2 separate regions of the Mus musculus genome follow, and region 1 is linked to region 2. Evidence: chromatin loops called from intact Hi-C (ENCODE). Cell type or tissue: left cerebral cortex. All regions are shown on one strand. Links, peaks and the distances in the headings refer to the core of each region. The heading gives the core; the rest is flanking DNA.

Evidence for each region. Hi-C counts contacts between places; a loop is a spot of excess contacts. Peaks named below come from ENCODE experiments on the same cell type or tissue, not always from the same donor. Only the 100,000 strongest peaks of a DNase experiment are listed, where the experiment ranks them.
Region 1: it touches region 2 in a loop (8-fold over the local background); 2 of 42 quality-filtered maps call a loop at or near these places.

What each region holds. Positions count from the first base shown.
Region 1 is chr11:64,392,394-64,400,708 of GRCm38, forward strand. No RefSeq gene overlaps it. Among named protein-coding and RNA genes, the nearest start is that of Hs3st3a1, 39 kb to the right of the region's middle. In left cerebral cortex, for the core only: a CTCF peak has its summit at 4,313; DNase peaks (open chromatin) are centred at 3,057 and 4,306; H3K27ac peaks cover 470 bases.
Region 2 is chr11:64,327,807-64,336,121 of GRCm38, forward strand. No RefSeq gene overlaps it. Among named protein-coding and RNA genes, the nearest start is that of Hs3st3a1, 100 kb to the right of the region's middle. In left cerebral cortex, for the core only: no CTCF peak of the experiment used is centred there; DNase peaks (open chromatin) are centred at 1,513, 3,114, 3,545, 4,241 and 1 more place; H3K27ac peaks cover 510 bases.

The sequences.
Region 1 (8,315 bases), core at 94-8,093, 65 kb after region 2:
GGTACTGGGGTTAGTTCATATTGTTGTTCCACCTATAGGATTGCAGACCCTTTCAGCTCCTTGGGTACTTTCTCTAGCAACTCCACTGGGGGCCCTGTGTTCCATCCTATAGATGATTGTGAGCATCCACTTCTGTATTTGCCAGGCACTGGCATAGTCTCATACAAGACAGCTGTACCAGGGTCCCTTCATCAAAAGGCATAGTCTCACTCAAGACAGCTATATGCCCCAGTACAGGGGAAAGCCAGGGCGAAGAAGTGGGAGTGGGTGGGTAGGAGAGCAGGGTGGGGGGAGGGTATAGAGAACTTTTGAGATAGCAATTGAAATGTAAGTAAAGAAAATATCTAATAAAAAATAAAAAAATAAAAGATAGGATCAAAGTGGTAAAAAAATAAGTGTTTAATTTGTCCTATGGTTTCAGAGGGTTAGAGTCTATTGCAGAATATCAAAGTCATAGAAGCAGGAATAGCTGAGAACTCACATCTTTATCTGTAAGCAGGAGAGAGAAAGCACTGAGAATGGCATGAGTAGATTTGAAACCTCAAAGCCTGCCCCCAAAGACACACCTTCTCCAATAAGGCAGCACTCACTGAACCTTCCCAAACAGTTCCACCAACTGAGGACCAAGTATTCAAACAAAAGAACCTATGGGGGTCATTCTCATTCAAATCACTACATTGTACTCACTGGCCCCATGAGCTGCTGGTCAAATCATAATGCAAAAATGCATCCAGTCCAACTTCAGAAGTCCCCATAGTCTTCTGTTTCAACTCTGTTTTTATAAGTCCAATGTTCAACATTTTTTTCTGTTACTCATGCCAATCTCTTAACTGTAACCCCTGTAAAATAAAACAAACAAAACAAACCACAGAGTTTTAATATATAATAGTACAGAATATTCATTACTATTCCAAAAGGGAGAAGTGGAGGCACAGTGAGGAAATACTGGACCAAAGCAAGAAAAAATCCCATCAGAGCAAATTCCAAATCCTTTAACTCCATGTCTGATGTCAGAGGGCTTAGATGGCTCTACCCTTCAGCTTTGCCAATAGCAGATAACAACACACTTCCCTCTCTGGGTTGTTCAACTTTTTGCATGCAGAGCTCCTTGGAAGATGTTTCATGGCTCTGGCATTTCCAACATCTCGAGATTTTCAATGCAATCCGGGGTTCAGTTTCATAGTTTCACACAGTGGCCTCTCAGGGACTCCATGCAGGGACTTCTCTGTGTCAGCAGCTCTCCTGAACCACGGAAGAAGATTCCATAACCCCTTTACTCTTGTATCCTTCATGACTCTAAAACCAGAACCACATGGATGACATTGAAAAGTTCAGCTGCCTCCTTGAGATGGAGCCTGAGCCCTTTTAATCATCACATTCCTTATATTTTAGGAATTTAAATATAATTAAATATAATTCTTTATGTTTAGTAGAAAATTCCTTAGGCTATTTTCATCCACGAGTTGAAATCTTAACTGGGTGGGGCTTTACCCTGAGGGCGCCCTTCATTTAATTCAGTTGAGGACCAGACCTCCTCTTAGCCTCTATTTCTTTCAGCGTAGTCTCGAACAGAAGTTTAGATTTCTGATGCTCCTTTTCTCTTCACACTATACATTTTATATTTATGTTTAAAACACTTGTTTTCTTTTCTTTTTTTTTCATTGTAGACCTGCATGAGAGAGGTTACTAACAACCACACAACAACATGAATAATAGACTGTCTTAAAATCTCTTTCACCAAAGAATTCAGTCAATTACTTTTCAATTTAGCCTCAGGTGAATTCTTAGGTCAGGGGCAGAAAGCAGCCATATACTTTTTCAAATATCACAAAAATGATCTCTTGCCTAGTTGCTAATATTGTTCTCCTCTGAAACTTCTTCAGTTGGGCCTCCACAGTGCACATAGCTCCCAGAACTATTGTTTTCCCAGATCCTACTGTGATGGCCCATTAAGTTCTGCTTACACAATTCAATTACTTTCCTACTCCAAAGTCCTTAAGTTGTCAACATTCTTCCAAAAACCAGCATGGTGAGGCCTGTCACAGCAACAGCCCACTTCCTGGTACCATCTGCCTTATTTACTTTCCTATAGCTATGATAAAATATCATGATCAAGGGACTTATGAAAGAAAGCATTGGATTGAGGTTATGGTTCCAGAGGGTTAGAGTCCATGATGTAGGAACAAAAGCATGATAGAAGGAACAGCTAAGAGCTCAGATCTTCTCAACCAGCAGAAGACAGAATGTATTGGGATTGTCATGGCTTTTCGAAACCTTAAAGTCCACTCTCAGTGACACACCTCTTCCAATAAGGCCATGTCTCCTATTCAGTCATTCCCAAATTCTTTCCTAAATAGTTCCAACAGTTGAGGACCAAGTATTCAGACATGGGCCTATTGGGGCTATCCTCATTCAAATCACCACAGAGGTAAATAATACTAAGTAATACTACCAAACCTTGCTCTGGTAGGGTGAGCATCTTTATAAGGAGAGATTCCAAAGTGATCATGACTTCCATGCACATGGACCAGGGTGATACCACCATGAGAGTAAGTAAGAAGGCAGCTATATACAAACTAGGAATTTTCTCATTAAAGTTCAACCACACTGATACTTTAATTTTTGATTCTCAGCTTCCAGAACTCTGAAAAAGTACATTTCTACTTGTAAAAACTACCTAGTCTTATGGCCCTCTTGTTATAGAAGCTTAACCTAACTCATACAGTCCTGAATCTACTAGTTGATTATTTTTAGCTGGTGCCCTTCACCCTGAAGTATTTCTGTTCAGAGTTACCAGAGTTAGTTGAGTCAGAGTATGCTGAACCACATGTGCTCAATAGGCTATTTAAGTAGACAAAATAATAGAGTAGGGAGTGAGGAGAAGGCTGATTGGATAAAACTGATTGCTGGACAAGCATGAGATCCTGAGTGGGAGTCTTCAGCATCCACACAAAAATCTAAGCATGATATTGTGCAAGCTTATAGCCCCAGTGCTGTGAATTGTGTATGTGTGGGAATGGGGGCAGGGTGAGGGAGAATCCCTGAGCATTTCTGGCTGTCAGCCTAGTTCAAGATTCAGGAAGGAGAAAGAAATCAGTCTCAAATGAATTCCACGGGGAATAAGAGACTAGGACATGCCCTACCCTTCTCTGGCCTTCATGCACATGCACAAGGGTATTCACAGACTACACACAGGAGGAAGACAAGAGAGGAGGAAAAAGAAGGAAGGGAGAGGGAGCGAGGAAGGGAGGGAGAGGAGGAGAGAGGAAAGGAGGGAGGGAGATAGGGAAGGAGGGAGGGAGTAAGGAAAGGAGGGAGAGAGGGAGAGAAAAGAGGGAGGGAGGAAAGGAGGGAGAGAGGGAAGGAGGGAGGGAGATAACCCAATCAAAAATAGAGACAAAGTAAGTAAAAATCAAAAGAGGGAGATTTCTGTAAGGCTGTGAAGAGGAAAAGAGGCTGAGAGCCATGCTTGCCCCAAATCCGTCATTGAGACATAAAGTTCGGGTTTAGACAGAGGGGAATAAACTACACTTAACTAATCATCTCGACCCCACCCAGAGTTGAGTTATCACTTTCTGGGCTCCAATCTCTTCAGCAAGGCGGCTTGGCAAGTTGTCAGAATGATGTAAAATCTCTTCCTTGGAGACTAGTTTCCCCTGGCTTCAGCCTTTTCCTCTGGGCACAAGAGTTTTGGGGAGACTTCATTTTTTTAGTGGTTTGAAGGTCATTTCAATAATTTGAAATTCAGGGTGCAGGCACAAGAGTCTTTTCAGATTATCATTATTCTTGCCAGGACAGATTACAGTTGTTGAGACAGTTCTGACTTTCCTTCCAAGGCTCCGGTGAACAAGGCACAAGGCTTGACTTTGTAGCTGTATTTCATGAAGTGTCATTATCCTTCTGCCATAGACAACTAACGGATGGCTGCGAGGAAAGATACAATTTGGAGGCAATTAATTCTGCTTCAAGTCCCAATTCACCAAAGCTGCATAGCACTCGAGTCCCCTGCAGCTTCAGAGCAGCCTATGGGCAGCTCGGGTTCTTCCTCATGGCTCCACTCTGCATAGGACCTGCCTTTTCTTTCACTTTCTGAGCTCAGGGGCAATTGGCTGGGTGATGGGGCTGCCCCTAGTTCAGTTTGCAGGGCCCACAGGCTGCTTATGTCCTGATTTACAACACGGAAGAGGAAGAGAGCCCCTGGTACACTGGGGCTTCTTCACACTTGTCAATTTGTCGCCACCACAGCAGGGCTCAGGCTGCCATCTGCTTGTGATGCTGCAACAGGGACACTCAGCAGCCTCCTGTCTTCCCCTCCTCCCCCGCTCCTCCCTGCAGCTGCTTGCTTTACACTGATCTGGAAGTTGGATCAGCTGGCTAAAGATGCTTTGCTCACTCGCATCATCCTAAACAAGAGGCAGAGGCTGGCCCACAGACATCCCCTCTGGGATTGCAGAGGCTTCATCTTCCCAAGGGGAAAACGGTTGTTAGGCAACTGCTGCTAAGAGATCAGCTCTTAAGCCCCCAACCTCTTTTTCTTTTCTTAGTATAGGATCACTGCAGCAGGAAGCCCTCTGGGAGCAGCTAGGCTTGCTGATTAACTCTGGACATCGAGTCTAGGCCAGTGGCTTCACTCATCTCTTATCTCTGATTCCACCACCTCCAGAGGTACGTTGCTGTACCCTTGCCTACATGGTCTTAAGTCAAACTCGGTCACTGACTGGCTGACTTGCTAATTTGGGCATATCTCCCACCCCAGTGTGCTTGCCTCTCATCTTCTCATTGGGGTTATTTAGGGCTGTTCGGTACAGCACGATAGCTTAGCCAGGACCTGGGCAGAGCCAGTCTCTGCAAATGTGAGTGTTACATTGAGCGTTATATTGGCATATTTCACTCACCCCCATTTATAGTGACCAGTATGGATGAGGGGGAAATCAAACAAGCTCAGGCAGGTTAACATGAGCATGAATGGATCCACTCCACAGGGCAAGGACAGCAGCTCACACCCGGTGGCAGCAGTTCAGGCTGACGTTCTGTGTCATTTCCATACGTTAATTCCTTACTAATTTCACAATATCATGAGGTAGTTACTATCTCCCATGAGCACACATGGGGCCCACAGACATGAAGTAACGCCATGGCCACACAGCTGCATGCTGAAATCTTAACGCTGATCTGGATTATTGTACTTTGGGTCTAAAATGCCCTTCGCGGCCTTCGAGATAACAGCTTGAGCTTCTGTTTCACACTGTTGGGAGGTGAAGGGACCTCTCATGGGTGGGACTCATAGAAGGAAGTTAGGCCACTGGAGGTAGGATTATGGTGGGTGTGCTGAGATTTTGGTCCTTTTCTTCTCTTTGCTTGCTAGACGGCATGATGGGCCTCTTATCACAGTGGCCATCAGATTACAACTCTCCACAGACTCCAAAGTCACAAAGGCTACGGACTATGGATTGAAATTTCCAATGCCATGCGCCAAGATAAACCTTTCCTCCTTATCAAAGCTCAGCTTATTTTGTCACTGTGACAAAAAGTAAGTTAATTAACACAGCATGCTCATAATGCCAACACTACCCCAGCTTTACATGGAGGGACAGTCTGATGAGCCCAGGGGGTCTGATTTGACTGTACCACATAGAGCTCCATGCCGACCTGAATAAACTTTCCCCACCTTGCAAAGGAGGAAGCAGAGAGTAAAGTGACTTCAAAGAGTGAGTTTGCTGTGCAAGTTTGAAAACCAAGGGGGATTTGCTGAGCTTTGTCACTGTGCCACACCAGCTAGTGACACTCCACATCCCACACTTTAGTGTGATTCCCACATCCTGAAGTCACCTGCCACAAGTGCCTCACAAGACTATGGTAAGGAACACTTAGGGTAAGGTTCAATTGCAGCATCCAACAGAAGTGGCCTAGCCTGAGGTTCTGGCTCCGATGGCTGACTCCATGATTATTTCCGCTGTTTGTTGTCTGAAGGACACCAAAGCATGCACATAGGCCCGAGGTGAAATCCTGCACAGACCCCATTCTGCACATAGGATTCCAGCTTCTATCCCATGTCCTCACAGATGGGTACTAGCATGAAGTGTAGACAGTGGAAGAATACTCCCAGGGAGGGTGATACCTGAGCACTCTTCATCATGCATGAAATACTTCATCGTGCATGGGATTTATGGTAAGAGAGAGGAGAGGCTATCTGCAGTGTTCCTGAGCCTACATTTCCTAGATGTTCAACCTTCATGGCCCAGATGTTCAACCTTCATGGTGGCCCAGTGTTTGGAGTCCATTGCCAGGTGTCATGTTAGAGGTACCCGAAAGACATTTTCAGGCAAATGGCCTGATAGAGGATGGCACAAGTTCAAATGTCATGCTAATGAGAAAATGGGATGGCATCCAACCAGGTACTAAGCACATAAAGTATGAAAACAAACTAATTTCTTAAACACATTCTCTAAGAAACAAGTGTAGTTTAAGCCATTTCACGCGTGGGACTTAAGTCATAGCGAGGAGTAGACTTGGAGATTGATTTGAAACAAAGAAACCATTTTTCTGTATTGTTTTGTTTTTCAACATTTATGGAATGCCTTCTTAACACCAAGTAGTTTGCAATATATATCGCATATACTACCTTATTTAACTTTCAATGAGTCCTTTGTAGGCTGTCTTAAGTAACTTGGCTGATGTTTCATAGCAAGTAAGAGAACAAAATTTGAGTTTAATTTTTGTGTCATTTGTACCAAACCTATGCTCTTTCTACATGATATCATTAGATTTCCATCTCTTAAAAAGGTGGCTGAAGAGATGGCTCATTGCTTAAGGGCACTTGCTGCTCTTCCAAAGGACTCCAGTTGTAATCCCAGCACCCACACCAGGTGTCACTCACTGGCCTGTTAACTCCAGCTCCAAAGGATCCACCCCTGTTCTAGACTCCCCAGCACGTGACTCAGGTGTATGCCCACTCACACATACGAAAATGTAATTTTAAAATGAGTCTTAAATGAATGATCTCCTTAACTTCTCCCTATATCTTAACAAAGATTCTCAAAACATTATCTGCTATGCAAGCATTAGCATTTTCTGTGCAAGCACAACCAACCCTCTTCTGTTTATCTTAGGGACCCAAAAACTCCCACCTGCCTCACCCCTTGGTATTGCCAGATGACATGACTTCCTGCAACACAAGATTTCAAGAGCAAGTCTTTGAAGTCTTCAAAGTGGCTTTGCTGAGACACCTGCAGACCTTTCTTATGAGACCTACTTGAATCCCATAGTGGGACTAACCCTTCCTTCGTGCATATCCTGGATCCCATAAGTTTATGGCTCCTGGGTTTTTACCCTGCCTTGTTTGAACCCTTTCTGCATCTGCTCCACTGGACCATGCTCAGCTGAGGGACTCTTTGTAGTCTCCCCTTGCCCTTCCCTGGCCTCAGTTCATGGTGGAACAGTAGCATCCTGACAGATAGTTAGGCTAGATAGGTCTATAGCTGAGCTCAGGACTTTGCAAACTGGCATTGATTCTCAGCTACGGTGACCAGCCACCCTGAATGTTTTCATATGAGAACTTAAACCAAGCACCCCGAGACATCCCTAAGTCTTAGACAGATTGGATGGTGGGACACGTCATCCTTACGAGATGAAAATCAAAACCAAACAGTAGAGGCCTGGATAATTAAATGTATAAAACACCACAAACTCTCTGCCTAGACATCATCTATCTTGAAACAAGGAGACTTTCTGTGGCTCAGAGCCCCATGGAGGGTATGTGAAAAATACAGATGGCAGAGCTCACAGGGGTTCTGATTCCTCAGGTCAGGGCTGCACAGAGAAGGTGCGCTCCTGAAAGACGACCAGACAGCAGTGCGCTGCTAACACAGGTTCACAATCTGAGATGCATGCGCCAACCACTGATGGTGCTTCCTGCTGAGAGTGCCAGCTTACCCCAACGTCGATGACACCGGAACCTTCTTGCCACTAAGCCTGACCTTGTACATGCCCATTGAGCTATTTCATTCTTCTAAAGTCTTGATTGTTCAGAGAAGGAGGGTGAGTGATAGACCAGCAACATGGCCACCATTGATTAATGAGCCCCCCGCTGCCCTTGTGCCTTCAGGACTCACTGGCATGCAGCTTTTGCCCTCCAAGCCCTGCATTTAGAGGAAAGAAATAAGAGGTCTCTTTAGAAAGCCTTGAAGGGCCAAGGCGAGAGGGGTTGGGCAAGGCTACAGATCACTGGGGAAATACCAGCCTGACCCTCTCCAGCCCTCAACAAAACCTTTTCTTGAGTGATTAGCCGCAGAGAAAGGTGATTTGTTAAAACCCTG
Region 2 (8,315 bases), core at 63-8,062:
TGAAGATATTAAGATTTTTTCCCCCCTGAAACAGTCTAACATCATTTGTCAACAGACATCAAATTAAATTGGGAAAAAAAGAACACAGCTTGCTTTCGCCTCCCGTAAAGATATTTGAAGTTGTTTATTGAACTGGAATTCAATCTCCATAATTCTGCGGCTCTCTCTTTTCATCCATAATAATTCATCTCTATAATTAAAGCCTAATGAAGCACACAGTTTCCCTCTTCATAATCAAGTTCAGCTGCAAGTGACCAACATTAAAATAGAAGTCTTTTCCAGTAAACAGATTTAGCCCTCCTTCCTTTAGAGAGCTACCTTTTTCTCTTGAATTTACATTTAGTCCCATTAACTGGATTTATTTTCTCAAGAATGCTAGGAGTCATCAAGAGTAGCAACAGGGATTCCAGATGACCCCAGACCCTGAGTGAAGCTGTGTTCTTATTGAATTAATTAATTGATGCTGCTGGTCTGTGATCCATGGCGGGCCTCCCCTTTTGTTTCGTGTTTTGTCATTTAATAAAGGACTGATTCTTGAAGGAGGATGGATAAGCAGGGAGAAATTGCCATCTTTTGGTCTCCATTTAAATCTGAAATATCCCTTGGAAACCTTAGGCTTTGAACCATTATCAGCTAATGTCTTCCAAACTGATTAACTGACACCCAGCTGGGACCAATGGAAGATGTACAAGAGGGACCTTCTAGAGTGAAGCCCAGCCAGGACAGAGAAGAAGGGAGGACAGAGGAGAACTTAATTTTTTCCCCACCACCTAGGGAACCACTCCAGAGAGTCATGGCCATTCAAAGCACTCGGAGGTCCCCACTGGCCCAAAGACCAGAGATTGTAGGCCAAATGGCCTGGCCTTTCAGGGGGAATCCTGCCCTGGTGAATCACTGTAAGTAACCATATAAATTTAATATTTTTTAATTGACTTTTGTGATAGGGTTTTGCCATGTAGCCCAGACTAGCTTTGAATGGGGATCCTTCTGTTTCTGCCTCCTGAGAAGATTTCAGGAGATTTCAGGGGTATGCCACGTTGAGTGACACTGTGTTGTTTGTATGTCACACAAGTAGGAAATCAGGGCAATCAGGACAGCCATCACTTTATCTAGCATTTTGTTGTGGTGAAAACATTCAAAATACTCTCTTCTTGATGCTTTCAGATGTGCAATGGACTGTTGTTGACTGGCATCACTCCAGAGGCCAAAACTCACTTCTTTCATGTGACTATAGCTCTCTGCTTGTTGACCAGTCTCTCTTATCAGCTCTGTTCCGTACTCCCCATAGCTTTGAGTAACTATTATTTTATCCTCATGATCCATCAGGCTGGCCTTTGGTAGCTTCCATTGTTTAATAATGTACTCTGGGCACAGAACTTTATCTTTTCTATGGCTGAAGGGTATACCAATGCGTCTTCACAGAACACCACATCTTTATCTATTCATCCAGTGATAGACACTTCCTCTGATTTCTTATCTGGCTGTTCTGCACAATACTGATAAAACGTAGTAGCTCTGTTTTTGGTAGGCTGCCATCACCACACTGGTTTCTGTAGTGGCTGTACAAAGGGGCACTTCTGCCTGCAGCCTTGGGGAGTTTGACTTAACAGTGCTCTTCCTTTTTGTAGTCTCAGTCATACCTTCTCTGAGGTCACTGATGACCACTTCTTTTCCCTTATCACGATTCTTAAGGAGCCTGGTTCAGCTTTTAGAAGCTGATTCACAGATAGGCTTTCCAGCTTCTCTTAGGAAATGGACAAACATGACAGTCCTAGGGCTAACACAGGGGTCTGTATGCTCTCAGGGATGTGGCCACTGCTCTCTGTGGTCTTTCAGTGCCTGGACCCTGAGACTGTATTGCTCCCCACACTTCTTGCCCTGGAAGAGATGATGATGAAGAAGAAGAAGAAGAAGGAGGAGGAGGAGGAGGAGGAGGAGGAGGAGGAGGAGGAGGAGGAGGAGAAGAAGAAGAAGAAGAAGAAGAAGAAGAAGAAGAAGAAGAAGAAGAAGAAGAAGAAGAAGAAGAAGAAGAAGAAGAAGAAGAAGAAGAATTCTGCTGGAGAGGAACCTTCCTCCAATCTACATAAGACATGAAAAATTGCAGCCAGCCAGGAGGGCACAGTTAGTATTTTCCACAGCCTACCCACTTGTTCCTTTCCACTCTCTTCTAGCCTCATCACCTGCCCCTGCCTGGAGATCTTTAGGCCACCTCTCCATCTCTGAGTTACCGTCATCTTTCCTTGCTTTCGTGTTATTTCCTCCTGTGCCCTTTAACTGATACATTAAACCCCGAATTAGCTCAGCCATGCCTGTCATTCTCTCCCCCTACATTTACAAGCACAAAACCCCTTTGTGTGATTTGTTTCTTCTGACATTTCACCTTTTACCCACTCCCTAGAGGAGAATTTCATTACCAGGGTATAATTTGTCTGCAAATGTTATGAAGGGGCTTTTCAGAATCTGGATGTTCACTAGGCCCTCATATGGCGTCACGGGCCCATCAGTTACCGAGAGGCCACTGCATTTGTCTTCATGTTCCCCAAGCCTGACCACAGAGAAGAGAGGAGTCCCTTAGGACACATCTGTTGAGTGATGATTCCAGAAACCACTTAGATCAGAGGTTCTAAAGGTACTTGGCAGATATTGCAGGCAGGGTAGAAGGCAGGTCGAATACTGCACCTTACAGTCAAATAATTGCCTAAAGGATACATAGACAAGAGGACGTGGCTATGTCGCAAGAAAACACTTTCACAATGAAGTGATGGCCTGCAGGTCTGTGTGTTCTATCCTCAGCTCTGGGATTCAGCCATTTGTCATTTGAGAATGTGTGGAGAAAATCACTGGAGGGCAGGAACTGCAATAAATACCTGTCGGGGGTTTAGGAGGGAAGCTTCTGGAATTTAGATGTTTAGTCAGTGCTCACGGAGGCCCTAGTCTATTCTAGGAGCAGAACAGGAAAGAGATTTCTGAATCAAGTCAAAAGGTGTTAGAGAGGACAATCTCTTCCCATCCTAGGTTTTTAAAAGTTGTTATTGGGAAGTCTACAAATTAAAGCAACCAAAGGCAGATGAGCCAGCCAGTGATGAGATTTAGCAACTCCTGAGAGACTAAACGCCAAGCATTCTGTGATGGCAATTCCAGAGAGGTTTCAATGAAGTGGGAGGGTGAATACAGGTGCCACCTTTGCAGCTGTGGTCCCAGGTCCCAAACTGAGTAGAAAGAAAACACTAAGCCGAGCGTGAGCCAGACTTAGGCATCAGAGACGGTGTATATAATAGCTGAATTTCTGGGCACTCCTTTGTTTTTAGGACAGTCAGGGATTCAGATAAAGTCATTTCCCGAGGTCCTGGCTTCTCAAATGTCTTTGTCTGACAACAAGCATTATTTTACTGTGGCCCACAGTGGAGTCACTCGGGACCCTCAATAAGAGACTGGCTGGCTTACATGGATTGGCAGAACAGCTTAGCCACAGGTCCATGGTGAGCCATGTGGCACAAGAGATGCTGGCCAAGATTCCCTAATAAAGTGTCACATCAAGGCTAAAGACCCAGACAGCAAAAGCCAGTCTGTGGGAAGGGAAGGTTAGATTCCTTACAGCAGCCCTGGGAGAGTCTCCAGCAAAGAAGCCATCACAGGAGGGTCACTTTTCCAGTGTGCTGTTTACAGACAGAGGGGAGGAAGGCAGGTGCTCCCTGTTTGTTTCAGGTGGACACAATTGCTGAGGCATGCTTGCCTCCGTGTTCCCGAAGAACGAATAATCGTCTCGTGGAAGTAACAGAACTGTGAACGATGACCTCAGAAGAAGGGACTTTACAAAAAAAGATAAATACCTAATAATTATAAGTATTTCTGAAAAGGTCTCGAGAGAAGAATGGCTAGCAGCATGTGGGGGCATATTTGAGAAGGAAGGTGCCAGGATTAGGTTGGGAGATAACAGGTTCTTTCTCACTCTGGTGCCCTGTTTCCTGTTACCAGAGAATGGGGTCTGTATAGTTCCTCCCTTGCCTCCCAGAGGCAGAGAGGTTACACAGTGAATCCTCTGTGCCCGCCACTGAGCGCTAGGCTCTATTACAGAGGAGAGAAGGCTTTGTCACAGGGCTCGTGATACTGGAAGAACTTTCCAGACTCCTCTGCAAAATCTGCTCCATGTGTTTTTTTGGAATCTAAAGATATCCACTCCTCCATCACCTCGTGCTCCAAAAAAACATCCATAGGAAGGCAAGCTTAGGGGCCATCCACTGCAGCCTTGGAAACATCTAGTAGCTTCCCCGTTCCCTGGTCCAGTGTAAAGTGACTTCACAGCTTTTCCTTTGAGAACATGGAATTTATATCCTCACTGGAGTCTGGTCTGGGCTATGATTCATTTTTTCCCAAAAGCATCCAGCAGAAAGTGTGGTGTTCCAGTTCCCAGCTCGTGGGGAGAGAGGACTCGGTTCTTACCTACTGCTAGGTTCATAGCTGAGCTGCCTACAATGATACTTGCACATTTGTTGGTCTCCATTGAAAGCTGAACATAGAATCTAAACACATTTGAAAATGTAGTTTTCTTTGGGGGGGGGGCTGCCAATTGTGCAGAAGCTAGTGGGACTTGTGTGCTGGAATGACTGCGCATGTCCTGGAGAACTCTGCAGTTTCTATCCCAGCCTGCACATTTCAGGAAACATAGGGATGGTTACTTCAGCCAGACATAAAAGGCCAGTGCAGGAGGGCCATCTTCCAGGGCGCTGTTCACCAGAGAGGAGGTGAGAACGGTCGGTCTCTTTCAAGTGAACACACATTGCTCGGAGACCTCTTTGCTTCCGTGTTCTCAAAGAACAAACAGTGAGTGATCTTGTGCAAGTCAGAGGAGTGGGAGCCTTGACCTCAGAAGAGGGTGTGTATGTGTGATTGACAGGGAACAGCAGTCCACATTTCTGGGACACAGTGTGAGATGATGATCAAGTTCAGGGGGATCAACAGACCCATCACATTCATCAATCACCCGCTGTTTCTTCATGATGTTTTGAAATACATATCTGGAGAGCTGGGTCTCTCTGTCCTCAGCAGTCATCTGTCACTGGGTTCCTTGGACCCATGTCACTCATTTGTCCTTACTTCCAAAGCTTCATGCCAATATAGTCCCTACCATGGCCAGCATATGGATTCACAAGGACCTTTCATAGGCAGTTAGCAAAAGAAATATACTTGCGTTAAAAGTGCCCCCGATGGGGAAGCAGTCCCTTGATTCTACACAAAACACCAGTTCGGTGCATTTGCAGGTTTTTTTTTTTTCCACAATATTTTCTCATGCATGTTGTGAGAAAAATGACCAAAGCTCTGTGTTACCTGATCAACTCTGAGCCATAAGGCAATTTAGTGCCAGAATGCGTAATTACCTCTGCTTTCATTTCCTTTATTTTGTTAATTTAGAAAATTTCTTAAACATTTACTGCCTGCCGTTTATGAAGTGGGACTGACTACACATGACTTGGAATGAAAGCTTTTCTTTGCTAATATATATGTTACATATGTAATTTAATAAGTATTATGTGTATACTTTGAATCGCTAATTAAGATAAGCAAGTTTTAGTATATTAGGTGCTTAACCCAGTCCCAGCCTAACAAAGTTAATTATTACCAGAAACGAGTGAATAAATTAAATTAAAAATATTATTGATGTGACAGTAGATTATGATAATAAATGGTGAGAAGAATGCATTTCCAGAGGTAGACCTGTTATCTCTTTATGAGAAATGGCAGATACCACAAAACAATTTAGAGACTAGAACAAATGTGTTTTAATAAGCCACAGTGATTAATTAAAACGAAAGCTTCATTCGACTTGAAAAGGCAGGTTGGACATATTTGCTCAGTTTTATGAGATCTACTATCAGCAGGTTGGCCTACATTGGAGCGGAATGTCTTTTTGTGCATCCTTGGCTCAGTTGCCTGAGCGGAAGACGCCCTCGGAAATTACGAAGATCAAGGTGTGCCAGACGGAGCCAACTCGGGACAGGAGGGAGAGAAGCAACCGAGGGCAGAGGGAGGAGCAGAGCATCATATGCTCACAGGGTGAGCTTGCTGCAGGCTTCAGAGTAAAGACTTTGATCTGCCTTAGGAGTGATAAGATAAAGCTGATTTTTAAGTCAGCATAGGAGTGCTGGTGGGAGAAGAAACCCAGGCTAATGGATGCCAGCTTCCATGTGTGGAGTGAGGCAGACCAAAGCTGCAGAGGCTGAGGCACGTCAGCTGTCTATGCTCCTGGCTGACAGCAGCCTCTACCTGCTTCCCCTCATCACTTAGCCTCCGTGGTTCCCTTGGCTTTGTATGGCTTTGTATCCATTCAACCTCACAGATCTTGGCATCTCCCCACCACTACTGACCCCACTTACTCAGAGAGATTGGGGGGAGAGGCTGTCTCTTGTCTTTTGGTCCTTAAACACAGGCATCAGTCTGTATAGTTCAGTACATAGGTAAGGGCCAAGCTCACTGCGTTTAGATTCATCCGTGGCCTCAGCCTACAAGGAAGGCCAGGGAAAGGAGAGCCAGTACCCTATAGATATATGATGCTAGAGATGCGGGTGAATACCCAGGCTCTCACCCTCCATGTCTGCCTGTCCCACAGGCTCCATATCCCAAACATAGCTAACTTCAGATAGAAAATAATACATGGTAAAATTGTGTCTGCACAGAACAACAGAATCTTCACAGACATTTTATTATTCCTCCCAACAGCACAGTGTAGTGTTTGCATACATTTGCAACGAATGGGGTACTGGATGCAACCTCGATTCACAGAGTACAGACTATTTTATGAGTTATGTGAATTTTGGAATCTCTGCAGGGTCCTGGAACCAGTGACCCTCAAATATGGAGGAATGGTTGTGTTTAAAGATGTGTGTGCATGCACGTGCATGGTAGCAGTGGTGTGGAGGTCAGAGGTCAATGTTATATATCAGGAAGCATCCTGTTTATGCTATGTTTTGCGACCAAGTTTCTCACTAGTTCCCCCAGAGCTTGTGGGTTATGCTAGGCTGTGAATTCCAGGAATCTCCCCTTCTCTGCCTTCCCTGAATCTCTGGCTTTAGGACCTTAAGCACGAACCTCTCTGCTCTACCATGAATTCTGACTATGAAATTTGGGGCCTTCTGCTTGGCTGGCAAGCACTGTACTAACAGATACCATCCCTGCCCTTGTATTCTAGGTTTGTTTTGTTTTGTTTTGTTTTGTTTTACTGCCGTTTAGGGAAAAAAAATAGTTCATGCCATACTGCTTAAAAAGAAGTCCTGACTTAACTCAGGTTTCTCACAAAGGCAGTGGCTTGAGAGTGATCAGAACATGAAAATCCAAAGGAATGAACCCCCGTGCAATGCTTCTGTGTGAGATTTCTATGGGACTTGAATTTTTCTTTAGAGAGTAGAGGGGGTTATAGAGAACCATACTCAAAGATTCATAGTATATTTTAAAAGAGACATTTCTACCAATGAATTAGTTCAGTAGTTTCTGTGTGGTTGGGTTCCCATTTCATTCCCTATGTAGACAGTGCTGGAAAAATGACATAGAACAATGAGGATCAGAAGAATAACAGATCCATAGACTACAAAGCAGTCACCGTCATGGTTGGCAGGACTCTCCTTTGGGATGGCCAGTTCCTCCCTCAGTGTTTGCTACCTTTTCATTCAGATTGTTACAGTGAGAATATTGTATTTTCATCAGCCCAAGAGTTAACGCAATGGTACCCACTAAGTAGTGCTTACTGGACAGCATGAAGACCCCGGAGCTGGTAGGGCCATGCATGCTTGGCATGCTGTAAGCACTTAAACACGGTCGGTTTGACGGGGCCATTGATGATGATGAATACAAGTGCAGCCATGCTGGTGGTGACAGACACAGCTGGGAAAATAGGATTCAGCTGCAAAAACAGACGCAGGAACGGTCAGCTGCAAACACAGGCACAGTGTTGCGGGTGCGGGGGTGGGGGGTCGGGGTCCCACCTCCCATCCTCTACGGGAGCCCCACCTCCCACCCTCCATGGCCTTTTTTCCCCTCATCATTTATTCTGCTCAGGAATATGGGTCTAGATTGACCTGCTGGCGCGGTCCATTTGAGTGCATTGTGTTCTGTCCACAGGCCAGCAAGTCTTAAGAGGAGGGAAAGTTGAATTCATTCAAATGCAGGCAGAGTGCTTTATAGTATTTTTCTTGGCCGCACCACTCAGGAGTTACCTTTAAATGTACTTTATATGAAACCAGAGAAACCTGACCCCGAATAACCATTTCAGGCGGAGTTGGGGCTCGCATGCTCAGGCTTAACTGGTGACAAGAGTATCAACTGAG